2 separate regions of the Mus musculus genome follow, and region 1 is linked to region 2. The links are chromatin loops, found by intact Hi-C in ENCODE. Cell type or tissue: gastrocnemius. All regions are shown on one strand. Each heading gives the region's core, and the rest is flanking DNA. Links, peaks and the distances in the headings are about the cores only. Region 1 has its middle 57 kb from the start of Stxbp5l. Region 2 overlaps Gtf2e1 (general transcription factor II E, polypeptide 1 (alpha subunit)).

What was found. Peaks named below come from ENCODE experiments on the same cell type or tissue, not always from the same donor. Only the 100,000 strongest peaks of a DNase experiment are listed, where the experiment ranks them.
Region 1: a loop joins it to region 2, with 2.1 times the contacts of the local background. A loop is called at or near these places in 2 of 42 quality-filtered maps.

Annotation. Positions count from the first base shown.
Region 1 is chr16:37,434,638-37,450,157 of GRCm38, forward strand. No RefSeq gene overlaps it. Among named protein-coding and RNA genes, the nearest start is that of Stxbp5l, 57 kb to the left of the region's middle. In gastrocnemius, for the core only: no CTCF peak of the experiment used is centred there; DNase peaks (open chromatin) are centred at 6,294, 8,067 and 8,501; H3K4me3 peaks cover 870 bases; H3K27ac peaks cover 563 bases.
Region 2 is chr16:37,494,917-37,510,436 of GRCm38, forward strand. Gtf2e1 (general transcription factor II E, polypeptide 1 (alpha subunit)) reads right to left here. Exons shown (of 5, transcript NM_028812.4): 5 at 14,880-15,520. Among named protein-coding and RNA genes, the nearest start is that of Gtf2e1, 37 kb to the right of the region's middle. In gastrocnemius, for the core only: no CTCF peak of the experiment used is centred there; a DNase peak (open chromatin) is centred at 3,862.

The sequences.
Region 1 (15,520 bases), core at 2,457-10,456, 61 kb before region 2:
ACTTGCGATCCTTCTGCCATGGGATTATAGATAGGTATGTTTCCTCACATCAACAGCCCGTTTTCACACCTTACAGTGAACACAGAGCCCTACTTAGAAATGTAGTTCCAGAAAACATAGAGCTCTCCAACACTAAGCAGTCCCTTTAGAAGGAGCTGGACCGTTATCCTGAATCCACGGGTGCATCCACAGAAGCCGATGCTCAAAGCAAAGCTGAGTGAGAGTGAAGAGGAGAATAAGTCACACTTCCAACCACATTGCTTGGAATTTTCAGAGAACTAAGAATGATTGAAATGCTCACACATAGAAATTTGATTACAGGGGCTGGCGAGATGGCTCAGCAGGTAAGAGCACCGACTGCTCTTCTGAAGGTCCTGAGTTCAATTCCCAGCAACGACATGGTGGCTCACAACCACCCGCAACCACATGAAGGCTCACAACCATATGTACAGCTGCAGTGTACTCATATACATTAAATAAATAAATAAATCTTTAACAAATGAACAAACAAAAAGATAAATAAATTTTAAAAATAATTTAAAAAAAGAAATCTGATTACAATTCAGAAAGCTACTAAGATTTCCCTTATTTAGAAATCCGTGAGTTTAGAGTGTTTTTTGGGGGGAGGAGTAGTTATTGAGAATACTTAAAATAGCTGAAGAAAATGGAAAATAAAGACATTTATTTAAAGTCTCTCTTTTAAAATTAGACAATGTTCATTCTTTGTGTGCATATTTTACTATCGTGGGGGTAAATTTTAAACTGCTTGGTTCCTGTGTGTATCATGGAATTTGGTGCCTAGGTCCCATGTCCTTCTCTTCTTTTTTAAAAAACCGTATTTGTGTATGTGAGTATGCTGTAGCTGTCGTCAGACACACCAGAAGAGGGCATTAGCTTCCATTACAGATGGTTGTGAGCCACCATGTGGTTTCTGGGAATTGAACTAAGGACCTCTGGAAGAACAGTCAGAGCTCTTAACCACTGAGCCATCTCTCCATCCCCCATATCCTCTCCTTTCTTTCTTTTTCTAAGTAAGGCTGTAACCACTTTTTAATATGGATATATTCACATATATGCACTCAATCATACTTAAATGAAAATGTTACTTTCAGAAAATTCAAAGTAAACTTCACATGAATCATGGAGGCAGTTACGTTCCTGACTGTCTTTCTTTCTCTACTCAGACCTCTCTTTGTGGCACAGACTTTGTCCTCTGCTCTGAAAAAAAAAAAAAAAAGAGGCTGTACAGAATTACATGTATTTTAAAGGTTTATCAGTGTGGTTATTTGTGAGTTATGTTTTAAAGCTTAATCTCAACCTTGGGATTCCTTTGAGTCTTTGTATTAGGACAAAACTGTTTGTGGAGGTGGGAATGGTAAAATGGCTTAAGCAAGAGTGACTGTGGGAGCTGTCATGAGGACTTTGAACTCCTGCGCATCAAGAGGTCTCAAGCATCAAACAAATCAGAGGACCTGAGTTAAGGTCACTCTCAGTCTCCACCGTAAACATCATTCATCTACCCACGTTCTCAGTTTCTAGGTTTCTTGACAGGAGGGAGATGGAGGGAGGAAGGGAAGGAGACAGAGACAGAGACAGAAAGAGAAACACGCACAGAGTCAGAGAGAGACAGAGAGTCAGAGAGAGAGAGATACTAATTGGTTTGCCAGCCTAAACATCGGTTCTCTTTAAGTCACATGACCACCTCTGTGGTCACTGTACCCAAGCAATATGGGAGCCAGTTATTTGCTACCAAAAAGTTACCAGAGATATATTGAAGATTGTTCTAATAGATTGTTTAGTCATGCATGTGTATGTGACTGGGGTTAAATGTGGGTAAAGAGGAAAATTACAAATATTAATTTATAACCTATGAATTTAGGAAAATCTAAAATGGATGGAAAACGCCCAGTACGTTTATTTAAGGTTTTTAACATTATACATTTGCATGCACATGTGGAGGTTAGAGACAACTATGAGGAGTCAGTTCTCACCTTAGTCAGTTCTACCATCTTAAAACTGGGTCTCCTTGTTTCCTGCTGCGGTGCACAGTACTTCAGGTTAGCTGACCCAAGAGCTTCTTTCTGAGCCTCCCCCCCCCCCCCCCGCCCCCAGAGATCTTCAGCCAATGTTGGTCCATGAGAGCAAATAGAGCAGAGATGATTGATAGGGGTGGGGGTTCGGAACCCCTGTGAGTACCCACAGTAATAACATCCAGGGTGGGCAGAGGTCACTAGCGGAAAGTTAAGGTACTGATACGCCTCATTAGCATGAGAAGAAACATCAGGAATCCTAGGTGCTGAACAGGTTCCTATCAGGAGAAAGGAAGCCTAACCTGTAATCTTTACCAAGGCTACCTGACAGTCCACAGGTAGAGGTGTGTTGGGGTTTTAAACTCCCCCGACAAAATCAGAGAAGGAGAAGCCCTGCTGGTAAAGGGAGTCAGCCATTTTGCAATGAACCCAGAAGGCTATCCAGACAATGGTAGGCTTCAACCTTAATTGGAGGGCAACACCAACTAATTCCCTTGCCTCTGCCTCGAATATCCATGGAGAAGTGCTGGGATACAGGCGCACCTAGGATTTTACATGGATATGACTGATCAAAACTAGTTCATCAAGCTGGTGTGGCTAATATATTTTCCCAGCCTAGTTAAAGTTTGGGGGGGGGGATTGTTTTTTTTTTTTGTTTTGCCTCTTATTGTTTGTCAAAACAAACAAAAATTTTAAATTATTTTTAGCATTATATGAGTGGTTTTTTTGTTTTGTTTTGTTTACCTGCATGTATGTCTGTGTACTGTGTGTGCCTGTTGCCCTCAGAGGCCAGAACAGGGCATAAGCTCTCTCGGAACTGGAGTTATGGATGGTTGAATTGTGTGAGGATGCTGGGGATCAAGCCCAGGTCCTTTGTAAGAGCAGCCAGGGCTTTTAATCACTGAGCTATATTTTTATGTTAAAGTGTAATCAAATACTATGCATTATATTATCTGTTACTTACTTGGCCCCTAAAATGTGCCAAGACCCAGAGATTTAGGTCATGTAAAATAATAATACACAAGAGCATATGACTTAACAGTTGATCATGTCCTAAGGGTTTACTGTTGTGTTAGGGAGCTAAGGCTGTCATAACAAAGTTCCATAATGGCAGGATGAGTTAAACAAACAGAAATCACTTTGTTTTTTTTACATCTGGAAGCTGGAAGTCTCAGATGAAACAGACAGAGGGTTAATTTCTCATGCCCTTTTTCCTTCCTTGGTAAATTTCCTCTGCATCTCCTACAGCAGGGGTTCTCAACCTGTGGGTCACACTCCCTTTGGGGTTGAACAACCCTTTTACAGGGGTCACCTAAGACCATTGCAAAACACAGATATTTACATTACAATTAATAACAGTAGCAAAATTACAGTTGTGAGGTAGCAACAAAATAATTTTATGGTTGGTGGGGTGGGAATCATCACAACATGAGGAACTGTATTAAATGGCCGCAGCATTAGGAAGGTTGAAAATTCCTGGGCTAGAATCTTACTCCTGAATGTCTGTTTTAACATTCTCTCTTTTAGAAGAGAATGGTCCTAGTGTGTCAGGGCACACCCTAACTTTCTTCAATTTAATGTAGTTATTTTATTTCTCCAAAAGTGGCTACATTCTGAGGGATGAGGACTTAGGACTTCAGCTCATAAATTTTTGTGGAGTTACAATTTAGCCTGTAACAGCTGATGTCTATTATTTGGAACTAGGGATAGAAAACACAATTTTCTCATCTCTTCCAATCTTCTTGTTTCCCCACTTTAACAAGCTACAACTAATCCATCCAAAAGCCACCAAACTGGTCTGGCCCCATATGAAAAACCTGATGTTAACATTTCCTGTTTAAGTGACTTCTGTGATCCACAGTACCTTAAAGGTCAAAAGTTTTTTATAGAGATACTTTAGTTTTAGCTTCCCAATCTTCCCAGATTTGTCTCCATTCTTCCATACCACCATACCACATGCATTAGGCTCTAAGTCCCTGGACTGCTGGTAGCATATGCCCGCCCTCCTCTCTCATATTAAGATCTTATATAGACCCAAGTTCTCTCAACCACAGTCCTCCTGTCTCAGACTTTTGCCTGCTGGGACTACAAGATGTGAACTATCATACCCAGAGAATTTCAGCATTATGTATTGTATGTTCTTATTTAGTCTGTATGTAAATAAATTCTAAATTATCATGAAGAAAAAGATGATACCAGGCCATTCCTCCCCACCGTCCATTACCTACATACATATTTCAATTGCAATGGTAAATGAAATAGCATTTTGGGTTACCTAGAAACCCAGCCAAGGATTTCTGATCAGTTCTATAAATATTTGTTCAGCACCTATCACATGTCAGGCACTCCTGACATTTATTACATAAAGATGAAAAGCAAAGTCAGATTCTCAGAAATCCACAGTCTAGCAGGGAAAAAAAGACAGACAGAGAAACAAATAACCGTAATGCAGTGTGACACGAGCAGGAAATAGGAAGATGAATGCAGTACTCAAGGAACTCGAGATAGATTAATTTTATTCGGGGTGGTCAGCGAGAGCGTCGAGGAGGAGGAGGGCTGGTGTTGGAGCTTCAGTCACAGAGCTGCAGAAACAAAGGGAGCGCACAGGGAGACACCTGCCAGGGCTCCAGGGGACCCTGAGTCCCATGCTCTCTTCTCTCTGTTAGGATCTAAACCTTGAGTTGAGTGCCTTTTTCTTCTGACAGCATATAGCCTCTTCTCCAGACAGCAACTGGTGAAGTTCAGACTCCAGGGGGGGCTCCTATACCTGCTTGCCTATCTGAAAGAAAGCCCCTTCCAATTCTGAAGTAACTTCTATCTGAAGAAAAGCCCTAAAATGATCCCAAGGTACTTTTATGCCATCTCTCTTCAGAGAACTGGAAAATAAACTTGTGTGCTGGAAAGGTTCCCTGTTACATATTATCATTTCATTTCAAAGTAGCTCTCAGTCTTGACTATTAGATTAGATTTTCCCAGGCTGACTTCAATGAAACCAATATATCCCAGACCAATTAAACCAGAATTTCTAAGAATAGGGCCTAAGGAGATTTTCTTTTTCAAGCTCCCAGATGATTCCAGTGTGAAGGCTGTGTTGAAAACCACTGGCTCAGGGCTTGTTTCGTTTCTAGCCTCAATGCAGAATTTAACTATAACTCCCAGACTTCTCTAGATTAGACTCAGGACTACTTAACAGTTCTATTGACCTTCATTGAGAGATATATCTCTTCCTGTTCTGGCTTATCTCTGTTGTGGAGTGTCCCTGATTTCTCTCAATGTTCATCTCCCTGATGAACATTGAGAGGTGTTCCTTCCTCTCTGGCTCATGGCCTCAGGTTAAGAAACAAGTTTCAGTCAAGTGAGTCTAAGGGAAAGTTATGCATTCTGTCCCACTAGATCATCATTTCTACAACTAAGGGGTCATTGAATAGGAATGGTCCACATAGAGCCATGTGTTTTGAATGCATGGTCACAGAGAGTGGCACATTTAGGAGGTGTGGACTTATTGGAGAAGGTGTGGCCTTGTTGGAGGAAGTGTGTCACTGTGGGGGTGGGTTGTGAAGTCTCCTATGCTCAGGTTCCACCTAATGTGGAATGAGAGCCTCCTCCTGCTGCCTATGGATCAAGATGTAGAAGTCTCCTCCAGCACCAGGTCTGCCTGCACTCTGCTGTGCTTCCCACTATGATGATAATGGACTAAACCTCTGAAACTATAAATCAGCTCCAAACTAAAACTAAATTTTGCCTTTATAAGAGTTGCCTTGGTCATGGAGTCTCTTCACAGCCATGAAACCATAACAAAAGCAGGGTCCCTTTGGCTTTAAGATGTAGCCTTCACCAAATTTAAGCTTCTTCCTTAGAGCTGGGTCTTTGTAGTTCCTTCTTTATGTCTGGCCTGCTCTCCAGCCCCATCTCTCCGTGAGCTGTTTTGGGAGAGGAAGAAGGGAGCTGAGAACATGTGAGCACAGAGAGAGAAGGCTTTCAGGTTAAGAGGAGATAGACATACACCGCGCACCGCTGAAACACAAGACTTGGTTTCAGTTCTGCCTTTTCCCTGATTGGAGGAGACTGTGGGTATGGTGACTGGACAGGCTCGAAAAGACTGAGCTGATCGGCCTGCCCTCGGGTCAGCAGCAGAATGGAGAACGGAGGAATCTCGTGACTCAGAGGTCTTAGAGGCAGTGAAGGAGAGATGAGGCTCAGAGCAGGTAAGCGTGCCAGTGTCGCAGTCTACTGACTCAGGCAGAGCCGATTTCTCCTCAAATTAACCAGCTAACGCCTGTGGATGAAGCAGCCCACACAAGTGTTGGCTCTAGCCAAGCTGCTCATTTGTCAGCACTGAAGTGACATCATGTAAATTCCCAGGCAGATGCCAAACTTGAGGAAAATCATGAATCACTCCGTCTGTTGGCAGACACAGCTGCCGGATGACCTCTAAGGCCCTTTCTGGCTTTTTTTTTTTTTTCTTCTTCTTTTTTTAAGTAACTTTGAGAATTTGCACACTGTGTTTTGATCAGATTTATGTTCTCCCCAACTCCTCTTAGATCCATCCCTTCTTCCTTACCCACTCAACCGTATATTCTTTATTTTTTTTAACCCATCAACTACATTCGTTCTGTCTACATACTCTTGGTCGTATGGCTTTCTATTGGAGAGTATTGATCTACCAAGAGGCACATATGCAAAGAAAACGCTCCATTAGCCAGACACTTTCAGTTGTCAATAACACCTCCACTGGGGGCGAGACTTCCTGTCTACCTCACCCCTTCATGATGGGGTTCTTTTTGGCTTGAACTTGTGACAACCTTGCGTGTGCTGTCACAACTGCTGTGAGTTCATATGCACAACAGCCCTGCAATGTCCAGAAGAAACTGTTTCCTTAAAGTCATCCACAGCCTCTGGCTCTTATAATCTCTCTGCCTCTTCTTCTGCAATGATTCCTAAACCTTAGGAGGAAGAAGAACATAGATGTCCCATTTTGGACTTATAATTCTAATCTTCTATTCTCTGCACTTTAATTTCTTGGTCTCTGTGTGAGTCACTACCTACTCCAAAAGATTTTCTGACACAGACTGAAAGATGTGCTAATTATATTATATTATGGGTATGATGATAAGTCCCCAGAAGTCTGTTGAATACTGTGCCCATTTAGCAAAGTAATAGTAGCAGAATCTCCCCTAGGGCCTATGACCTTTCCAGGTACCCGTTCTTGACCCTGATAACAATGCCAGCTATGGAATTGTGGAACAGGCCTTAATTCAAGTCAGAAAGCAGTCGGCTATTCCTGTACCATTTATGCCACTCTTGCCCCAGTGGGCATGTCTTGCCAGGCTGATCATTACTGGTTCAAAAGGTTCACAGCTGGATCTGGATAAGACTGATATAATTTTCTCTTCCAGTAGTGTGCATAGAACTTTCTAGCCCTATGAAAGGGAGCCAGTAGGCATGAACCTTACAGGTAAACACCAAGATTCCTCTGTGTTCTATGACTTAAGTATGTGATGTCTTCAACAGTAGGGCATTATCTTTAACTTCAGGTGTGTGTTCCATTTATAATACTCAGAAAGGTCAGTAAATCAGTAAGGAGCCATGTGTTGAAGATCCCAAGAGAGAGGAGATAGAATACAGTCCTGTGAGTGAGTCAAGGAAAATAATGCAGCAGCAAATGCTAAATTGGGGGGGGGGGGGATATGGAGGTGGAATATGAAAGCCTACTACATGCACACATATAAAAAGAGTTCAAACAGAACTAACCTCTAATGGGCCAATAAAACCCTTCTAGACCCCAGAGGCTGACAAATGAAAATCCCAGTGCCCATAATGGGTTACCTCTCTTGGAGTTGTTGGCCAGCAAAGTCCTATAGATTCCCAAGCATCCCAGGTTATTGCAGGGGATTTTGATTACCGCCCAGAACTTTGACAGCAAGACATTTTCTAGCTTTTTTGACTCCAACGTTCTGTGATTCCAAGTGACTGCCATCAACCTGGCATGTCCCAAAAAGTGCACTTGGGAGAGTTCCAAAGAGCGTTGTGTTCTGGTGCCACTGCATTTTATGTGAAAAATGAGGCACTTTCCATGCCAAGGGAAGGAACTTGCCAACTGGCAATTTCCAACATAGGAGCGACCGCTTCCACGTACCCACTTTTCCCAAACAGGCCTCTAAATGGCATAAAAACACAAGACAATACATTTAATAAGTTCCTACCAGGGCAAGAAGATGTTTGTCTGCCAGAAATCTTACTCTTCCTTCTTCCTGGTCACCTATAAACAGCATCCCCTTGGGTCTAGGCTTCAGGAGCCATACCCACCTCCCTTTGCTAGAACAATCTGTCCACCCTTCTGTGGCTTTCTAAGCTTGCTTGTTCAAAGGCACCATGGGGGGGTTGGTCTCTATTTCTGATCCCCTCAGGTAGTAAACACTGTGCCAGTTCCTTCTGGGCTGAGAAACAGCGACAGCAGATAACTCAGCGGAAACGGGGACTCTGCACGGATGGAAGTAGACCATGTGTGTTCCCCTTGTGAGCATTACAGGCCTCTGCTCTCCTGCTGCGGGAGCAGCTGTAGCCCCACCCCCTATCCTTACCAGACTCTCACCTCACTCTTTAGTCGCTTGTTCTGGCTGTTCTTCTTCCTGCCAACACCAGCTCAGCCTCATGAGGAGTTCACATGCAATGCCCCTCTCATCATGGTGGGGGGGGGGGGGGAACGGGGAAGTTACAATGAGAAAGATGAACTGAAAATCCAGGGGAAGTCTTAAAATATCCCCCTTCATGACTTGGAAATATTGTGGATTTGGGATTGTTGTCCTTTGGTTTTGTTTTTAAAGCATTTCCTACTTCTAGGATTCTTTTATCATATTAAAATCTCTGTGAACAGGAGTGCAACTGCAGAGTTCTATGACACTCTATTTTTGGAAAGAAATGAAGGGCAAGAAAAGAAAGATATAACATTGATTTTTAAAAATTATATGGACGTGTCATATATTCTATGTTAATAAGTTAATATCTAGTTGAAATAGATTTGTAGATTTAATATTTCTAAAAGAACAAAGGTTACTCTGGTCTACAGTAAATTGATACTATCATAGAAACTTTTGCTGTGGACATCATCTGCAACATTTATGATAGCTAGTCAGGAAGACTCATCCATCCATTCTACAAAACCTTCAAACTCTGAAGAGATTAATGACATTACCCAGTAATCCCACGTCTTAAAATGATCTAGAATTGTGAGGATTGGTAATATGATCTTAAAAGGGTAACGTTTGGTTTCCTTTTTCAGATTTGGGGCTGGATCACGCTCCTCAGATGAGAAATCATAGCTAACTGTGAAAGCCGTGCATGTCTATGATCACAGCCTTTAGGAGCAGAGACAGGAGGATGAAAAGCTCAAGGCTAGCCTGGGTGATGAAGTAGGACCCTGCCTCAAAAATGTTCAAGCAACTAAACAAATAACCATTGGGAGCCTTATTGCCATCGTTCTTGGTTTCCCACCAGATAAGACCCTACTGCTGGAAACACAACGTACTTTAGTTACAGGATGTCCAGAAACCAAGCTGATTCTTGCCTGGATGTAGCTAGCCCCCCTTTCATAGTGCCAGAAGTGCTAAACAGGCTGGTAGGGGGAAAAGAGTCCTCAACATTCTAATTCATCCATTATCTCTGTGATCCACCATAACAAACAGCCTAGTGAGATATGTCCATTGGTGCAATAATGGCTTGAGTGTTATGGTGATAACCAACTATCTTCTGACTGAATTGAAGGTCCACTCTACAGAAGGTAACTCATGCCAAATACTGTATACCTGGCCATCCACCTGTGCCTAGAAAGCATCAGCCAGCCACGTGAGAGAAACTACAGGTTCAGAGGTTCAGTCCATTATCATTAAGGCAGGAACATAGCAGCATCCAGGCAGGCTTGGTGTAGGAGGAGCTAAGAGTTCTACATCTTCATCTGAAGGCTGCTAGCTAGAAGACTGGCTTCCAGGCAGTTAGGATGAGGGTGTAAAAGCCCCCACACACAGTGGCACACCTACTCCAACAGGGCCACACCTTCTAATAGTGCCACTCCCTGGGCCAAGCATATGCAAACCATCACAACATGTATGAAACTGTCAAAGAATAAATAATTTTAATTAAAAATTGGGAGTCCTTGAATATGATTCTAAAAGTGCCTTTGGCATTAGCATCATCCTGCTCCAGGAGAGTGACTTCCAGTAACAAGACACTTCAGATGAGGATAATATGGTACTAATAATAATGGCTACCATTTATTCAGAATCTCCAGGCATTGTTTCAAGCACTTGAAATAAATGAACTCGGTTAACTGGCCAAAAAAAAAAAAAAAAAAAAAAAAAAAATTGGGAGTCTTAGTCTGATACCACAGCGGGTGCTTTTCATCCTAATACTCAGGAGGCAAAAGCAAGTGAATGTGAATTCTGAATTTGAGGCCAGCCTGGGAGTTTGGGGAAGCCATGGCTTCACAGAGAAACTAAAAAAAAAAAAAAAAAAAAAGATTGGGAGCCTTATAGTAGACAAAAGAAATTGTTCCATGAATGATCAAGAAGTGTCTTTAAACCATTTCCTAGAAATCAGGATATAATCAAACATAGCCAGGGAGAAGCTGGAATGTGAGAGAAAAAAAACAAACAGAAAAGCTGTGAATTTCACCATATATTCAGAAAAAACGTATACTTCAGATAAGAACATTCTAAACTCAGATAAGCTTTGTTCACTTTGAATCTATCAATTATCTAAATTGTGTTTAGATAATATAATTATACATACACACATATATAATTATCTAAATTATATTTTGATAATATATCTAGTATAAATAGATATTTAAACAAAATTAGATAATATAATCTAAATAATAATTACTAATCAATTATCTAAAGAGAAGATACACAAAAGAACAGAAATTCTGGTCTTTTAAGGGTTAGATAATGGCAAAAGTTTTTATACTTCTATTTTCCCATGCTCCTAAATTATATGAGCATTTTCATTATCTTTTGAAAACTAATATATTTTATCAACCTGTGTAGCATCACTAAGTAACTATAGGATTTTTCTGAACCGCTTATTTGTGTGGGTATACTTATATCTGTGGGGGGTGGGGTGGGGGGGTGGGGGGGTGGGGGGGTATACACAGTGTTCATGTGAAGGTCAGAACAGCTTATGGAAATCAGTTCTCAATCCACAATGTCTGCCCCAGGAATCAAACTCCAATCACTTGGCAATCCTGCTTGGCAACAAGTGCCATTACCTGCAGAGCCATCCACTGGCAGAGCTGTAGCTCTTCCCCGCCCCCACTCCCCACCTACCAAGACAGTTTCTCTGTGTAGCCCTGGCTGTCCTGGAACTCAAATATTCACCTGCCTTTTCCCTCACTAGTGCTGGGATTAATGGTATGCACCACCACCTCCTGGCCTATCTGTAGCTTTTGATTTGATACTGTATCTTCCTGTCCTGCTTGATCTGCTCTTAAGCAATTATATTTATTAAGATAGAATCAAGATCATTATGAAAAAAAAATTCCTATGTAGAGGTAAATGTTTTCCCTGACTAATGTTAAATGTACAAAGAAAGTCAACTTCACAGATTCATTATTGGTAAACATTTAGCAATCACTGAAGACAATAAAAGATCCTTAAGAGGGATTGGGTAACTTGCACAGAAGTGCCAGAGTAAGGGGCACGAACTCTATATTACCAGGAACAATGGAAAATAAGTATCAAATCGCTCCTGGTCAACATCAACAGCAGACTGATTCAAATGTCTTCCTAAGAACATAGAAGAGGACATAGAGCATGCTGGGTATCCCTGTAGCTATCTTTCAAAAAGTCATTTCATTTGTTAAAATTAGAGGTTTGCATAAGTAACCAACTAAAGACAGATTTTGATCTCAGGAAATCTCTTCTCTATCAGGGACAGGGTGATTTGAGGTGAGTTGTGAGTTTTGGTGATAGTTTTGTTTGCAGCTTGAATTTTCTTATAATGTCAGTTTTTACACCACACTATGAGCTAGCTGACAGGAAAGGAGCATATTTTTATGTTTCTTTGTATCTCTGATGTCTAATTTAGTGCCTGAAAAATACTTGGTATATGATGTATTTTTTTTCCTCCTTAAATTCATGGGCACTTGAACCTACTCAAAAGGAGCTGCACAGTACAGCAAATATAATTCTTATGTAGTATAGTGTAGACATTCTGTGTATGTCCATTATCTTGTTCAAGACTCTAATATAAATACTAAAAGCAGATAATTCTGGCAAGATGGCTCATTGGTTAAGAAAACTTGTTATGCTTCAAGAAGACTTGAATTCAATTACTAGCATCCAAATGGCATCTATAACTCCAGAGGGCCCAATGCCCTCTTCTGGCTTCAAGGGATACTAGATGTGTATGCTGTATACACACATAAAAGAGGGTAGAAAAAAATCATACATAAAAATTGAAATAAATATATCTTATAAAAATAAATTTAAAAATAGGTATATGTCTCCATGAAAAAGAATTAAAATATAATAGGCACAAAGAAAATTAGTTTTATAATGCCTAATATAATATTGCATACATAATGTATATAAATAGTAAGAGGTATTTTATGTTGATTGAGACAGTCTCAAATGACTATTGGATATAGTCACTTGTACCTGTACCTCATATAAAAATTAACTCCAAATGGATCAATGACCTAATAGAAGCAGTAAAACCATAAAACATTTAGGAAGAAAAATCTTTACAACATTGGATTGCTGAATAATTGCAGCGAAGGGAAGCAAGGCTCCTTTGAGGTGCAATGAAGGTGTTCTGAAGCTGATAGTGGGGACAGATTTGAAAAACACAAACATACTAAACATCATGGAATTATTAACTTGGGTGAATTATACAGTATGTAAGTTACATCTTAATAAAAACAAGGTTTATCTATGACAAGCTTCCAGTCTGGCAGACATGGCTACCTAGATAACCCCTCAAAGAACTTGCTGTGAGGAATAGTTATCCAATACACAGCTTTCAGTTGTCAGCTCTTTCACATTCAGTGTTTAGCCACAGGGACTAGCCTTGACAATGGTCATTCCCTTCCAAGCCCAGTCCAAACCCCAGTGAAACTGAGGCCATTTCTTGTGGAAGGGCGGCTCTGAATGTTGTGTGCTCCAGAGTCCCATGCTAGGCTTGTTACCACCTAGGTGTGCATCGGGGTTTGACTTTCCCTCCTGATTCAGTCCTGATGTCGCTCCACTTTCTTTCACAGCTACTGATCTCTGATCTTGAATCTCAAATTACCTCATCGTCTGCTTCATGAGAGCTTAATCTGTGGTGATATTAAACACTACAGATAAGAATACATGTCTTAAAGTTTGGAGCTGAGACAAAAGGATGGAGCATCTAGAGACTGCCATATCCAGGGATCCATCCCATAATCAGCCTCCAAACACTGACACCATTGCATACACTAGCAAGATTTTTCTGAAAGGACCCTGATATAGCTGTCTCTTGTGAGGCTATGCCAGGGCCTACCTAGCAAACACAGAAGCGGATGCTCACAGTCAGCTATTGGATGGATCACAGGACCCCCAATGGAGGAGCTAGAGAAAGTACCCAAGGAGCTAAAAGGAACTGCAACCCTATAGGTGGAACAACAATATGAACTACCCAGTACCCCGGAGCTCATGTCTCTAGCTGCATATGTAGCAGAAGATGGCCTAGTCGGCCATCACTGGAAAGAGGCCCATTGGTCATGCAAACTTTATATGCCCCAGTACAGGAGAACACCAGGGCCAAAAAGTGGGAGTGGGTGGGTAGGGGTGTGGGGGGAGGGTATGGGGGACTTTTGGGATAGCATTGGAAATGTAAATGAGAAAAATACCTAATAAAAATATTAAAAAAGAAAAAAAAATACATGTCTTCCACCAAATACCACTAAAATGAAGATAATATAATTTGAGGGTTTTTTTTTTAACTCATTAGGTCAGAAAGAATAAGAAACTCAGTAAATAATAGTTGTCATATATTAAAGGAGGAAGAAACATTCTTATAGAATAGATTGTTTATGAGAAGTTGACTGATAAAATTACTGTAGAACTCCACAAGGCTCAGGACCAGACAGGAGGGCACAGGTAACTCTGTATAGCTGATAACATGGAACTTTATTAAAAATTTTTTAAAAAGTTATAACAGTTCCAGGTCTCTTCTTTTATTCTTGGATAGGAATAGAAATTGGAAAACAGACCAGGGAGACTGAATTTCAAGAGAATAGGATCTGTAGGGGAAGGATGATGGTAGATCAGAAAGGAAATATATAGGAATATAGGGAAACTCACATGGTGAAGGAGGAGACTAGTCCCCTCCCAGTCCCTGTACCTTATTCTCTCTACCGCCCAATATTGCTTTCCTTTAGCATCAGTAGAAACTCTGGATCCATGTTTGCTACTGGCTTCAAACAAACATCAATCTTCAATTGAAAAACTGTCTCCAACACTTCTCTAAAAATCTCCATGAATCATTTTCTTTGAAACTCACTCCTTTATTCCAGTGTGTTTTAACATGCTGAACTTGGGAAATTAGGTAATTTGTCAAGCTGATTTGAGGGCAGTTGTCAGGTTAATTCTGAGACGAAATGGCAGGGCAGACACATTTAAATTTTGGATTGCGTTCTTATTGGAAGGTTTGTCACATGGCCTCTAAACCACCACTTGACACTGTCTCTTCTTCCTCAGAGACACACCCAACTCATTTATTCTTGAGATTGTCCTAATTTGGGACACCCAGTTAATAACTTTTTCTCCCCCCTTAGGTAAACACGTTCTTTAGCTTCCAAACTAAATTTTATAATATAGCTTCCTATTTGTTTTGTATATTCCCCAATGACATCTGATGCATAACCTACTCCACAAAGCCTTGATAACCATCACTTGCTTCTACTGATATACAGAGTGGGGTGACCCACCATATTGAAGGGGAAAAAGAAACAGAAATGCAAGCATGTTCTTGAAATAAATCTGTCGTACAGAACCATGGAGACCCAGAGTGGGCTCCTTCGAAGGAAGAAGCACAGCTCAGAGAGCAAGAATGAGAGAAGCTAGGCCTTGGGGGGTGGGGGAGAGATGGCAGAGCAGGGGTGGGGTGGGGTGGGGGTAGGGGGATCAACAGGGCTTCTGCTGGGTAGAGGCACTGCACAAATGGGAGGGAAGATGAGTCATCAAAATGATCGTTGCTCTCCTTCAAGTGAGGCTCAGGTACAGCCGTAGTGCCCAGGGTTGGCGGGATCACAATGACTAGGGTTTCCATCTTCAGGATGTGCCCAGCACTAAGCCCTAAGCCCTATGGCACATGTACAGAAACAAACACATGCTTCAATATTTACTCTCTGGGACCTGAATCCATGACACTGTAGTTGTCGATCCTCCCACAGCCACTGGACAAATGCCTGACTAAACAGATGGCCTTGCCAGGATTTTTTCACTTGGGTAGGAGGGTGGAGGCTT
Region 2 (15,520 bases), core at 3,255-11,254:
TTTTCTTTTCTTTTCTTTTTCCTTTTTTTCTTAATGCTTTATAAACTTGCACGAAACCAAAGATCTAGATTTTGGAGGCCCAGAACAGGGAAAGGGCATGTCCCTCGGCTCTTCTTTCTCCTGCTCTGACATAGGTTTCAGCATTATCCATAGCAGGATGCAGGGCTCCAGGCAGAGATGGCCGTTAACTAGCTCAGACGCCGCCCAAGTCTTCACATTTTGCTAGCTGCTTGATCTTGTTTTTTCCTATAAATCTGTAGATTCCGATGAGAGCACTCTAGAGTGGTAAAGACACAGAGAGAGCTAGCTGCTTGTTCCCCACCCAACTGGTTCATGTCTGGCTGGATCAGCCTCCCACCTCTCCTGCTGATTCACCAGGCTCAGTCTATTGAAACAGATGGCACATCTATTTAGGTATTTTAATAGCATGTATTTAAGATACCCTATTGAGAATCCGATCTGACAGGGCTTTGATGAAGCACTGATGTGTTGAAAACCAGGCTCAGGAGGCAAATAACATCATCCCCCAAAACCAAATCCTCGGCAGCAACTCAACAAACACAGTAGGCACTTAACTGAGGACCTACTGTGTGTGAACACACTCAGCAGTAAGTTGAGAGCCAGAGAAGAGGCAGGACGCTTGCCACATGCCCTTGGGAATTTATACTTTCTCCGGGGAGAAATGGCAGGTAGACAGACATCTGCAATTTTATAAGCATATGTAATGACCTACTAGGTGGGGATAATCTGAACATGTGAGTTAGCAAGAGTCAGGGTAGGTGCCTGCACCAAATAATGAGCATCAAATGGATGGAGGGAACGCTCCCAGGGTAGCCTGATCGTATAGCAATGCTTCGGTGATTCCCTAACCACAGATGGTATCTAAACTCTACCCCAACTCTACCATGCTGATTCCACTCTGCCCCCCTCTAACCCTGACCCACCCAGCCCTGCTTTAAGATTAACCTTGGCTTTCTCCAGAAAAGCTGTGTTCCTGCTTCCAACCCTCAGGCAAGGATGCACTGTTCCCCTCACGTTGTTCATACTGCATACGTTGGGTGTTCAGGCTTGGAACGAAAAGCACACACTATCTTGTATCATTCTTGAATCTTTCAAGCTCGGAAGACTCAACAATATTGTAGGGTAAATATCAATTTATGTCTGTTCGGTTAATACAATATTTGCCCGGCACCCACTTACGTGTTATTTGCCAGGGAAACAAATATACATAGGAAAAGATTCTCTCAAGGAGCTCACACATATATTTGCTACCCTGATATGGAATATATTTGTTTTCCTTCTGAAGATCAATATGGTGGCTTGTGTGCAGCAGGTCTTTACAAATGGATGCTGTTGGTACTTATTGCTTCTCCGAGACCTTATGAGCTAGGGAGAAGTAGAAATAACAGGAGGGAAGTAACCTATTTCAATATTTTTGAAGTTTACAGCAAACCCAACCCAGGTGGCTTAAACAATAAAGGGGATTATTGGCTTTTCTAACTGAAAAACATATTTCCTGTATGATGGCTTTACCAGAAGGCTGGTACTGAGATGGCTTTCCTAATAATTCCAGACTTCACATTCACACATAAGAGCCAGGGAAATGGGAATTCGTCTTTCATGGTCAGATGAAGAAAGGTCTAAAGGAAGGACATGGCCGCTCCTGATGTGATGGAGGTTTAGTGCAGATAAAAAGGGGGGCATAGTCAGAGACAGAGACATCTGGGAGAGTCCAGAGTGACCATGACCCCGAGTCGGCCATGAGGGTAAAAGGGAAAGAGGGGCGGAGCACCCAACTAAGAGGGGTGGGGCGGCCTGAGCCAAGAGACTGATTGACAGGGTAAACAGTAAACCTAAAGAGCCAGGTAACCCAGATGGCTCAAGCGTACAGGGGAGGGCAGCTGAGGGAAGGGCACCCCAGCCCCTGGGCTGAAGATAGTTAGGGTAGGGGTAGGGTATGCCAGTCAACAGGACCCTGTAACAGGTAGAGAGACTGGGGGATGCTGGGAGAACCTGGAGGCCATGGTAGGATTTGATGATGAAATGCACCTCAGTTGGCCATTGTCCTGGGTTTGAGATCTAATACCCATGAATCTATAAAAGTGAAAGACTTCCTCCTTGAAGCCACAGGAACCTTTCCTTATTGTCTTAGTGTAACAACCGACCCATGAGCATTTTTCTTAACCAACTCCTTGGCCACTAAACACTGTAGACTGCCTGCTCACTTTGTCCAAGTTCCTGATCACTGTCAAAAAAACCAAGATTGCTCTGTTAGGCCAGCCTTCTTATGCAACGGTAATACAACCTCCAAAACCCAGTGGCTTAAACCCAGCAGATATACATTTCTTGGTCTCCTGATGTGACAGGGTAAACTGACCTGTTGGGGGGTGGGGGTGCTCAACCATTATAGTCATCCTGGGATACAGGACAATGGAGGCTTCATCTTGATGTAGGGTTTAGTAATTACTACAGCAGGGAGGAAGATAAATCATGCATTAATGATATGTTATTTCTCTCCACAATTGGTTAAAACAAGTTACATGACCACCGCTAACTTCAACCACTGAGCTATACCGCTCTGGGAGAATGCACACTTTCCTGGGAAAGCTATCCTTAGGAAAAAACATGGGCATTATTAGAAAGGAAACAGAGAGGGTGAATAGACAGTTGAAAAAGTTTACTACAGAAGTTTCATGAGGGCAAACTGAACTCAGATATTAAAGGCACAAGAATACCAAGATTATGAACAGATTGGCTAAAGCCAAAGAGAAGAGAATCAACTGTGGGAGGAACCACTGAGAGATCTGCACGGCTGAAAGGGCCAGATGGAAATCAGTGACACCAGTGGTGTGTTTTACACCTCTGCGGCTGAGCACCCTAATACAGGACGGGAATGAGGAAGCTACATCAGGAATGCGTGGGACTTGGGGCTTACAACTTTCAGGGATCTAAGATTGTTGGGAAATCAATGGCAGAGTTGAAGAACTTGAGTCAAATGAGCAGCAAGGCCAAAGCTATTATCACTTGGAGGCAAAAATCACTGTCTCGAGAGAGAGTATGTCCATTAAAACATAAAACTTGAGGTGGTTGGTACAGACCAATGAGACAGAATCCAGATGATGGAAAGGAAAAAAAGCCAATCAGAGAGATCCTGAGACAAAGACAAACCTTCTATCTCAGTGGATCCACAAGAGTTAGAGAGCAAAGAAGTCTCCAGGGGAGAAGACCGTGTGAGTTTCCACCAGAGACCTGTTTCTACCCAGGGGAGGCAACACTGCGTGGAAACAGTGACTCTCGCTCCACAGTCAGGAATCTTAGGTGTAAGTCTCAGCAGTGACTAGAATTACCATGACGCGGGCAAGTCATGAAAATTTCTCTCAGCTTGTTTCCGCAGCTGAAGAAAGGGGATGGCAGCTCCTTACATCTAAGGAGACGAGAAAGCCCCCGTGACGCAGTAAAGAGAAGCTTAGCATATGCACAGGATGATAGTATCTTCATCAGAGAGAGGCCCACTCAAATTCGCCTGAGAATAAAATAAAAATGTATTGGGTCGCATTCTAGAAGAACTTGCAAAGGTAAAAATGCCCACGAGCGTGGCAAGGGCCTGAGGTATTAAACAGTTTAACTCGTCTTTCTCCACACTGAACTGCCGCCCTTCTGTCTGATCGTTTTTATTTTCAGGCACATTGACCTCAATTAGTAGTAGAGATTGCCCTTAGCAGCTACTGATTATGCTCCACCAATGTAGCAGCCCTTGTAGGAAAAAAAAAAAAAAAAAAAAAGGGCTCATTCCAACAAGTATTCCCCAGGGAGCTCTCGCTCTTGGGCTTGGATCACCCCCGTGTCTGGCACGGTTACTGTGACAGGCACTGAGATGAGCCGCGCCACATGGATGAAGAATGGGGAGGGAATGTACACCTTGGGAAGTAAGTACAAGCACACATACAGGAGCTGGTGTCAGGAGCTGACTGGCGGGCATGGCTATGGTGGAAGATTCGAGAGAGGAGGGAAATGTCAAGGGAAGATTGGAGGCAGAGGACGTTTCAGTTAGGAAAGTTCAAGAGGGGACTTAGAAACAGCATTTTGTGAGGCGAGGGCCAGGGCGTATGCAACACATGTGAAGCCGGTCCACCAGTGAAAGAAGGGGAGAATAGCAACATATTTAAGAACTTCCAAGGTGGCTTTTTTTTGTTTTTTGTTTTTTTGGTTTTGTTTTTTGTTTTTGAGACAGGGTTTCTCTGTATAGCCCTGGCTGTCCTGGAACTCACTCTGTAGACCAGGCTGGCCTTGAACTCAGAAATCTGCCTGCCTCTGCCTCCCAAGTGCTGGGATTAAAGGTGTGCACCACCACTACTATGGTGACTTAACATATACTCTAAGACCTCAGCTTAGGAGGGAGAAAGGCTGTCACTGTCACACACATCCATTTAACTCTTTGCTTGGCTGGTATTCTACTGTAAGATGCACTGAGCTGGTGGGTGGGGAGAGCCCCTGAAGGCTGCATCAACAGGAACCAGAAAGCTAGCTGACGCTGGAGATGTGAACAGAGATGCCCACAGTGCCTCAGTCATTTCACAGCTTAATGAGTCGCCACGGGATGCAAGTAAATGATCGCTAAAGTTGCTAAACGTTACAGCCTGTCAAAAAAGATGTGACATGGGATTGACACGCACCTCCCCGTTGGTCCTCTCCACCCACACACTAAACATGAAGGCCCATTCTGTCTCGACTTTGCCCCCACCTCCCTGCGTGTACATTAAGTCTGCACACAGGCCTGGAGCAGCAGCGAAGGCTTCTCTTGGAATGCTGTCAGAATCATTCTTCAGACCTCCCAGGTAGGTCACTACCTTGAAATGAAAAGCTGCCAGCCTCCCCCTTTGGAAGCCAGCAGAAGAGGGCTGATTAAAGCTGACTCCATACTGAGCAAATACTGTGAGAGGCAATTTAGCTCTGGATCCATCTTCTGGATGCTAACAACTGCCATCACTACCTCCCCTGATACTGGTGTAGTTCCAAGCATGTTCAGACAGAAGAGCCTCCATGCTTAACTAAAGGAAGAGAGATGCTAGGCCACCTTTGAGCCTGGACTTGAAGGTTCAATGTCTGAATTAAGAGCCCAGACATCGAAGCTCTAGGTAAAGGCCCTGGAAAGCCAGGATAAGTCAAGATTTTAACTTATGGTCTGAGTCCTAGGAGTGATAGTGGACAAAGTAGAGAAGCTAATTCCTTTGAGGGAAGAGAAATTCAAAGTTCAGATGAATCTCCGCCTCCTAGTCTGTCCTCTGCAGCTACTGCCAGCAAGCGATGGTGTTCTCTTGGGACCACCACAGCCAAAATAGACATCTTGGCTCCTATTCCCGGACTACTTAGTCCCCACTGATTGACAGTAATTGTCGCACAGAGTGTAGGAAGAGAGACTATTTTAAAAAGAAATAGCATACAAAATAGGATTATTGTGTAAACCAGCAATTCATAGCTTTAGTATCTATTCTAGTTTGCTTTCTATTACTCTGATTGATCACCATGACCAAAAGCAACTCAGTGAAGAAAGGGTTTGTTTCATCTTACAATTCTTGGGTTGCAGCCCATCATGGAGAGAAGCCAAGGTAGGAAGGAGTTCAGTCAGGAACCCAGAGGCAGGAACTGAAGCAGATTCCATGGAGAAACACCTAGTGACTTGCTTCCTTGCTTCTTCTCAGCTATCTTCTGAATACAAGACCACATGCCCAGGCTACCTATGTACTTAGGTACCTACAGGGACTTAATATTGATACACAAATGCAAGGCAGCAGTATTCATAGGAGGGAGTTCAAAATGGGGAGGCAGTCTAGCTGTCCTACAGCTGAATACAGAAACAAAAATAAATAGTCACAATATTAATATCATTCAGTCATAAAGAGAAGGAGATTTTGACACATCCTTCAATGTGTAAAAGTTGTAAGAATATTATACTGAGAGAGACTAAACATAACAAATCATATACAGTTTAGTTCTGTGTATATAAAATATTCTTGAACTCACTGGCACAGGGAAAGACTTCCTGAACAGAACACCAATAGCACAGACACTGAGAACAACAATTAATAAATGCAACCTCATAAAACTGAAAGGTTTCTCTGTGGCAAAAGACACCATGATTCAGACAAGGTGGCAGGTATAGAATGGAAAAATATTGTTCTCAAAATATATATCCAATAAAGGGCTAGTATCTAAAATATATAAAGAACTTTTAAAAAAAAGGCTGGACATCAGGAAAACCACCAAATTTAAAACTGGGTTAAAGATCTAAACAGAGAATTCTCAAAAGAAAAAATAACCAATGGCTGAGAGACACATAAAGAAAATTATTAATATCCACAGTCATCAGGGAAATGCAATTCAAAAGTACTTTGAGGTATCATCTTATGCCAATCAGAGTATTCAAGAACAATAAAACAAATATCAGCTCATGCTATTGAGGATATAAGGGGAACAGTTATGCATTCTTGGTTAGAGTGCAAAATTGTACAGCTATTATTGAAAACAGTGTGACAGTTCCTCACAAAGCTGAGGACGTATCTACCTCAAGATCCAGCTATACCACTGTTGAACATATATCCAAAGGACATTTCAAAATTCTCCTATAGAGACACTTGCATAATCATGTCCACTGCTGCTCAATTCATAATACACCAAAACTGGGAACAACCTATATATCTCTATCAGCATCAGCCGGTAGATTTAAAAAAATGTGATATAGTTACACAATGGAATATTACACAGTCATTAAAAATATGAAATCATGGGCTGGAGAGATGGCTCAGCAGTTAAGAGCACTAACTGTTCTTCCAGAGGTCCCGAGTTCAATTCCCAGCAACCACAGGGTGGCTAACAACCATCTGTAATGGGATCCGATGTCCTCTTCTGGTGCGTCTGAAGACAGCTACAGTGTACTCGTCATATATATATAATAAATAAATAAAATCTTTTAAAAAATATAAAATCACAAAATCCACAGGTTAATGGATGAAACTAAAAAAAAAAAAAAAAAATCCTCCTGAGTAAGGTAACTAAGTCTCCTGGGGATTTAACCATCCTGAGGGCAGGTCCCACGTCCAGCAGTAGTGGCTGACCCAGAATGAACTCAATGGCATCTTTGGAGGCTGTTTGTCTCATAATGCTTTTCAGGGCTTTAAAAAAAAGTATTATTATCTTTTTAACCTCACAGGCCCTTTGCATATATATTCTGACTCCCAGTTTTGCTTTTCTGGCGTCCAGCGCGTACGAACCTGCGCGCCCTGCATTTAGCTGGGTTTTTTGTGCTTTTACTTCGGCTCCAGTTGTTCTGTTGCCTTGTCCTACCCAGCTTGTTTCTGTTTTATCTTATTTTAGTATTATTCTTTAGATGCCTATTTGTTTTCTAATGAGAGAAAGAAAGGGTGTGGATCAAGATGGCAGGGGAGGTGGGAAAGGGCTTGGAGGAGTTGGAGGAAGGGGAACCATAACCAGGATATATTGTACGAATGGTATGAAGAAAATCTATCTTCAATAAAAAAAAAAAAAGAAGAAGAAGAAGAAGAGGAGGAGGAATGTTTAGAGAAAGTAAATCCATACACTAGAAGATGCAGGGGTTGGTGGGAAGGCAGAACTAGAAAAGCCTGCTAAGTCCTGGCCTTCCTTTTGGACAGGAACAGCACAACAAACCCGAGTAGTGGTGGTTACAACTACTCTCAATATATCAGACGCCACTGAAATGCTCACTCTCGAACAACTAATGCCATGGGAATTTTACCATTAAAAAAAAAAATTACGCTGACCCCGTGACTCAGCTGACTGCCACGCTGCTCTTTCTCCTTCCCTTCCTTGTAACCGATGGAAAGGGGGGACCAGCCATGAGCATCTGCAGAAACTATGTGCCAGGACAAGGCAACGCAAGTATCAAGACAGACAGAAGGATCTGCATCTTGGACACCATGAAGACGAGTACATGAACCGCCCACTTCATTGTAAGAAAACTTAAATTCTTAGTGGAGTTTTATAAAACTAAGGAGGTTGAAAGGAAGGGCTGAGCATGTAGGTCAGCGATAGAAGAGTGGTTTAACATGCATCAGGCCCAGGCGGCAATCCCCCAGTGCCGTAAAAAAAAGTACAAACACTAAATAAAGCACAAACGTGAAGGAAGAAATAGCCCACCCTTTGTTCTTTACACATTTTTCTCCTTAAAGAATGATGTTAACATGCATGAAATAACTTCATGGGCAAGGCTTAGTTTAGATGCATTGCTTTGAGGGACTTTTGGCTAGGTAGTTTAAACAGTTGCTGGGAAAATGTCCTTTGTAAAAATGTTCTTTAAAAAAAAAAAAAAAAAAAGAGCCGGGCATGGTGGCGCACACCTTTAATCCCAGCACTCGGGAGGCAGAGGCAGGTGGATTTCTGAGTTTGAGGCCAGCCTGGTCTACAGAGTGAGTTCCAGGACAGCCAGGGTAACACAGAGAAACCGTGTCTCAAAAAACCAAAAGAAAGAAAGAAAGAAAGAAAGAAAGAGAGAGAGAGAGAGAGAGAGAGAGAGAGAGAGAGAGAGAGAGAGAGAGAGAGAAAGAAAGAATTTTTAAAAAAACTAAAAAAAAAAAAAAAAAAAAAACCAAAGCTGTAGATAGAAACCACAAATTAGTACCACAGACATTAGTTATACAGACAGAAGAAAGATGACAGAAGAAAAAAATGCCCCTTTCATAGCTTATTTGTGGTCTGGAAACACGGCCATATACTTGTTCAGCTAATACACACTGATGGCAACTATCTCCGTGCCGGGCCGTAAGCCTGGGAAGGGAACCAGGCACTACAGTAAGCCAGCAGGTGGCCTTGACTCTTGTGGAGTGGGGTGAAGGTTCATGGTAAGCCCAGAAACAATTTAACTTACAGTATGGACTAGACTAACACAAGCACATCAGCACACGGGACTTCCAGCTGCCTCGGCTTAGTTCCTGCCTCTCGGCTTCTCTACTCCTGGCGTGGCTTCCTTTACTTCCAAGAACTCAGGCCCTTGCCTACTACTGTGCCAGTGAACTAGTTAAACTTGTTAGGTTCTTATCAACAGTTCTAGCAGCTTCCCTCAGGAAAGAAACCAAGAACCCCACCCCAACCTCCTCGTCTCACCCAAAAGGGAAAATCAGAAGCAAAGTCTATTATGGTTTCCAAGAATACCGAGTCAACACACAAAACTGAAGCTGACTTTCCTGTGAAACTAAATTTTAAAAAGATACCCTTGACAATGTTTATCCACAGAACTCCACAAAGCAAGCTACAAATGTGACCTCTTGTAGAGTTTTCAAAGTTCTAATAGCCACTTTAAAAGGAGGGAAAACAGTTAAGATTATTTTAATAGTATTTTTCTTTAACCCAACACATTTATAGTATTTTAAAAAATATAACCAATATAAAATCATCGTGCATAGTAATTCCCATGCTGAGCCTTCCAACCATGAGTATAGTATGTACCACTCAGTTACAGCACATTTTCATTTGGGTCGGATACACCTCAAGTATTCGGCAGCCACACTTAGCCAGTGGCTAACATATATAGACAATGCTGCCCCAATAGTCAATAAATTTCCCTTCCCACAAACATTAAAGCTAATGGCTCCCAGAACCGAAGCTTCAAGATGTCTAGCTGTGCCCCAGAAGCTATATTCCAGCACCCCCTACTGATAGTCTTGGAGACAGAGCCCTAGGCATCATGAATCACAAGTGAGCATAATTATCTGATTAAGAACATAATTAACTAATTTGCAATTCAGTCAGGAACAAAATGATCAGCCTTGGTGCAGAAAAGGTCATACTCTCCTACTGCTAACTCATCTGCCCATCTCTCCATTCAACACTTACTGAGTCTACTCTGCAGTAGAATTAATTCTACATGCTAGCAGCCTGCCCTCTGGTGGCTTATACTCTTTTTTTTGGGGGGGGGAGGGGGTGATGGGCATAAATAAGACATTTAATTCAAACTCTAAATTGCAAGAAACAAACAAGACAGGAAAATATAGAATACACAGGAGAACAGAGAACCAGCTTCTCAGAGGTGCTAATTGTGCTTAAGAAAGAAGTATCAGGCAAGAATGGCCAAGTGTCTTATACAGAGACTGTAACTTGACAGTGACCCACGGCAGGCAAAAAGATGGTCTATTCAAGCTAAGAGTTTCCAACAGTAAGAAGAAGCGGGTATGTGGAGGCCAGACCATAACAGGGCTGTTGGAAGGGGTAAGAGATCTGGATGCTATTTAAAAATAAATCTAATTTATGATTTTTTAAAAAAATTCCTGTGTGGGTGAATGGTTAAAATTTTGTGTGTGTGTGTATGTGTGTGTGTGTGTGTGTGTGTGTGTGTGTGTGTGTGTGTGTGTGTTGTGGAAACAGGGAGAACACTCAAGGGTGGCTGCAGTCACCAAGGTGATGGCTGGCATGGCTGAGAATGGCAGTGGTGGAAGCCACTAGATCAGATTTACACCATGTCTCCAGCTCATTGGTGCATCCTGTCAGCTCACAGTTGGGTTATATAACGTTGACTATATTTTGAGTCTGACAGGACTAGATGATGCATTTGATGTAGGGTGACAAAAGAAAAAGCAGTCAACTCTTAACTTTTAGGTTCACCTTGTAGATAAAATGGCAGAGCTAATCTGCTGAACATGAAAAACCCTCTGCCCCTTCTGTTTCTGGTCCTAATGAGCAGAGACACCATCCATGCAGAAACTTCAGATTCATCCGAGAAAACCACCTTATCCAAAGTCACCAAATGTACTACTTCTATCTCTTCACCACCTTTCAAGAGTGTCCCCATCTTCCTACCAATACAGACTTGGACACCAAGACTATGACTGTGGCTTTACTATTCTCTCTGCATAAACACCAATCCACGGCCAATACTTTACCTTGTTCTCTGGCTCAATATCATCCAACCATTTGTTTGTTTGTTTGTTTGTTTTTCGAGACAGGGTTTCTCTGTGTAGCCCTGGCTGTCCTGGAGCTCACTTTGTAGACCAGGCTGGCCTCGAACTCAGAAATCCGCCTGCCTCTGCCTCCCAAGTGCTGGGATTAAAGGCGTGCACCACCACCACCCGGCTCAACCATGTTTTTAAAAGGATAATTTGGCAGTGTTTACTTAAGTGTAAATGGACACGTCCTGTTGATTTGGATCAGTGTGTCCAAGGTTTCATGTGCTAGGCTGGTCCTTGGTACAGGAGTGCTGAGACGGAGGAGCATGGGAGAGTTAGGGCTGATGAGGTCACATCACTGCCAACGCTGCCTCTCAGAGTGGGCTCTTCTAAGAGCATGTTGTAACACAGCAAGTCCATCCCATGGACCTGGCCTCTTCTGTAAACGGCCATTTCCTTCTCCACCCTTTTGTTACAGCCGAGTGGGCCCTCAGCTGCAGCCAAACAGACAGATGTCTGATCTTAGGACTTTCAGTCTCAGAAACCTCATTAAACACAATCTCTGTTCCTTAGAGAGGAACCAGCTTCAGCTATTCCTTACAGTAACATAAGACAGACGAACACACTTTTTGCCTATTTCTCTTATGATTCTATGTTATATAAATAACTAAAAAAAAAAAAAAAAAAAAAAAGAAGAAGAAGAAAGTGTAAGGGTAGGCCCAGTCATTAATACAGGAGGTCGCATAAACCATCATACAATATTTTAAAATCCTATACAGCTCTAATGTTTACAAAACTGAATGACAGTGTGTATAATCCCATTTACATAGAAGATGGATGGACTGATAAGCACACTCTCAACAATGGTTCTCTCAGAATAGTGAAATGAGGGTGGTCTGAGGAGTTCTCAGATTTTACTATATATATATATATATGTTCCTAGTTGGGTGATTTTTAAAGCATCAGATACATTTATGTAACAATGAGACGAGACAACCATCTTGTATGTCTTCACATGATTCAGGAACCTGGTGCTTGTCCTCTTCCTAGCTTAATCTCACAGACTTATTTACATCGGGTAGGCGATAATGTACTTTCGTATGATGGGAACCGTGGGCTGACTGCTGAAACTGGGGCATGCACTAGGCCTGGCAGCTTTCTAAGGGAATTGGAAAGGCTGCGTCTGGTTCTCAGGACATAAAGCGCATTCTGAAGAGGCCGGTTTATCTGCTCCTGCACTTAAAGGTGCGCAGGAAGCACTTCATCCCTTTAGCTCTCCAAAGGAAGATTTCATTATCTTCCCCTTTCTCAACCCACTTTGGCTTGTCAGGTCTTAAGAGTGTCTGCATTAATCCTGTTCAGTTTATTTTCTCTTATGGCAGGGTTTAAAACACACACACACACACACACACACACACACACACACACACACACACAATTACCACAGTTCCGGCTTCTTTCTAAAGTCTTCATTTTCTGGGAGGGAATTTCAAGCTATTAAAAAAGTGACAGCAACTGAGCTATTAAAGGCAACACAGCTTTGATGAAGACAGAGCACAAAATAAATACAAAGAGAGCCATGCCGACCTCAAGAATCTGAAGGCTTTCTCTTTATTCCCAGTGAGGGGGACCCAGCCCAAGGCCTTGTACCACGGAGCTCTTCTGAGCACGGAGTGCCACTCCCAGGCCTCATAGGACTTTTGGTAGTTGAGAATAAGAAACTGTTATTTTATACCTCCTTTTTTACAACTTGGGAATAAAAATGAAAAAAAGAAGAAGAAGAAGAAAAAAAAGCTCCACATCTAATCATTTTTCCTGTGGTCCTGGCTAGAAATCTAGGCATGGGGCCAACAGAACGAAGTGAACTCGCCTTTGCTGTTCTCATCACCCGCTGGTACCCAGCCTCTTAGAATACCTACAATTATAAAATACTCAATTATTCCTCCCTTAGTCATGTAGATGACTAGAGCTAAATACCACAGTGAGATGGGGAAACAAAAGCCCAATTCGCTGCCATTCTTTTTGTGACCTGTGACACTGCCAATTCCAAATCTGCCTTCTACCTTAGTCTCTCAATTAAAACGCCCCATGCCTGGTTTTGACTTCCTTTAGCAAGTCACAAAGCATTTTTTGTTGGTGGTGCTTGGCTTTATTTTAAAAATGTGACCACTTGCCTCCATAAAATATTGGCTAAAATAAACCTGGGGACCCTAGCACAAACATTCCATACCTAGATGTTGAGAAAGCGGCCAGGAAATGTTACACTAGATAAGAGCATCAGAGGTAATAGTGTCTGTCTGATCAGCTAGTGTGGGACTAGTACCTGGTCCCCTGACTTCTCCTGGGATGTGCTCAATGGATTTTTAAAGGTCATTTAAATGTAATATCCCTTAAGGTGTTTTGTGGGAGGGGATGGAGGGTGGGGAAGAAGAGGCTTCAAAATAAACAAAAAGCACTGACTTCAAGGGCAACACAGACTCGCAGACACAGCTGGGCAGCCCCAGAGCTACAGTAGCTTGCTGCCTGGGGTTTTGGAGAAATGGTATAAGTGAAAGTGATTCATATCCAGGGATATATTCTAGTGAGACAAACCAATGACTGCCTGAAGGAAAAAAGAAGCCATGGTTAACCTCCCATGCTGGCTCCTAGAGACAGGGAGATGGCGCCTTGGTTAGGGAGCCATCTTGACAGGCCCTGCCTTTGCCTGTAGAAGCTACAACTATTTGGAAAGACAGCTATTTGAAAGGAACAGGAAGATATTAGAACACGAAAACTTTCCAAGGCCTTTGGGGGTGGAAAAAGGGATGACATGGAAAAGAAAAGAAAAGAAAAGAAAAGAAAAGAAAAGAAAAGAAAAGAAAAGAAAAGAAAAGAAAAGAAAAGAAAAGAAAAGAAAAGAAAAGAAAAGGGGAAGCTGAAATTTTAGTCAAATTTCATGGCAAAATCCCAGAGAACAGCTGGGAGATTCTTACAGAAAAGGAGATAAACTATTGATGCCTACCCCCACCCCCCCCACCCCCGCCCCAAGACTGCTATTAAAGGTACTAGGGAGAATCCATTCGGGTGGTGTAGACCCTTGCTTCTCTCCCTACAAAGGAGCAGTAGTTTCCCAAAGAAATGCTACTAGAAGTCGTCTTCTAGGTTGAGGTCCATTAAAATCATAAGAACAGTGGCAAATCTGGGCTATGTGGGCAGCTCAAACAAGAGAGCCAACAAAATTAGGGAAACTGCTCCCTGCCTGTCCCCTGCTGTACACAGTGGGCAGTGGTACCCTGGGACCCCTCTTTACACTGTCACTGCATGCAGTTACCACCTTTGGGAATAGATCTGCCCCTGCTAGAGCTTCCAAGGCTAACTATTGGCACTGCTTCCATTTTTGGTTTTCCTGTCACTAACTAGGCTTCCCATAACAAGTTACTGAGCAGCTTGAGACAAGCATACCTGTCTGATAAAATAAGAGCAAGCTCTCCTGAGGTTTGTTACACGTGTTACTGAAATACAGAGGCAACAGTCAAAACCCTATATATTAAATTTTACTGTTGTATTATTTTAATTTGATTAACCTGGGATTCAAATATAAAAAGAATACACCTAGTAACCCTGGCATTAGCATAGAATTTGCTTTTGTCGTTCCCTATTTCTCCATGTAACCCACTATCTATGTGTATTTTATAATATGGGCATCTCTTTTCTGTTGTATAAAGCACTGGACCACTGTAAATTCCACCCCTCACTCACACACACCATCCCTGCTTCATGTTTGTTCTAGATGATCAGTCAACTAGAATAGCCAAGAGTTCTTGCAAACAGTACCTTATATGCCCTCTATAGGGAAAGTGAATCCTTTTACATGTAACACACTATGGATACCCTTTCTTCCCAATGTCTTCTTAGGAATGGCTGTATTTTTCTTGAAAAATATTTAGTTCCTCATTAGTGTACGTTAGTGAGTATAACCACCTCTTTAGTCTATTTCAAATGCAGCTTTAATGAGCGCCTTTATTAGTACATTTTCCACTACTGAAATGTAACTTACACAATCTCATATAAAACGAAACAAAGAACATATAGTTTAAAAATTAACGTTTTACAAATTAACATCTTTCTACAACCATGAAGGTTTAAAAAACAAAATTTTAAAGTTGAACAGTTCATGTATTTAAGATAAATACATAAAAAGGTTTTTTAAGGCAATTCATTGCCAAAAGTTTAAGTCGCATCAAATTGCACCTGTGCTCTTAAGACAATGACCGATGAGGAGCCTCTAACATCTTTACATGGAAAGAGTGCTCATGGTAGGTATGCTCCAAGAAGTCAGAGCCAGAAACTAACCAGCTTTACCCTGTAGTAAGTCGACTGTCAATATTCAGTCATCCAACAACCAGGTAACCATGTCATCACTTTATACAAGGCTCAGATTCTCTAAAACGTTCTTAGCTTCACACATATACTACAAAATGACAACTAAAAGTCACAATGCAAGGGAAAATACTATAAAAGTTTCATTGCTGTAGACCTTATATGAAAGTCCTTTATTTTTTAAGTTCTGCCTTCAGGAATAACACCATGCTAATGACTATGTTCCTTGAGGTTACAATGCTCAACAACAC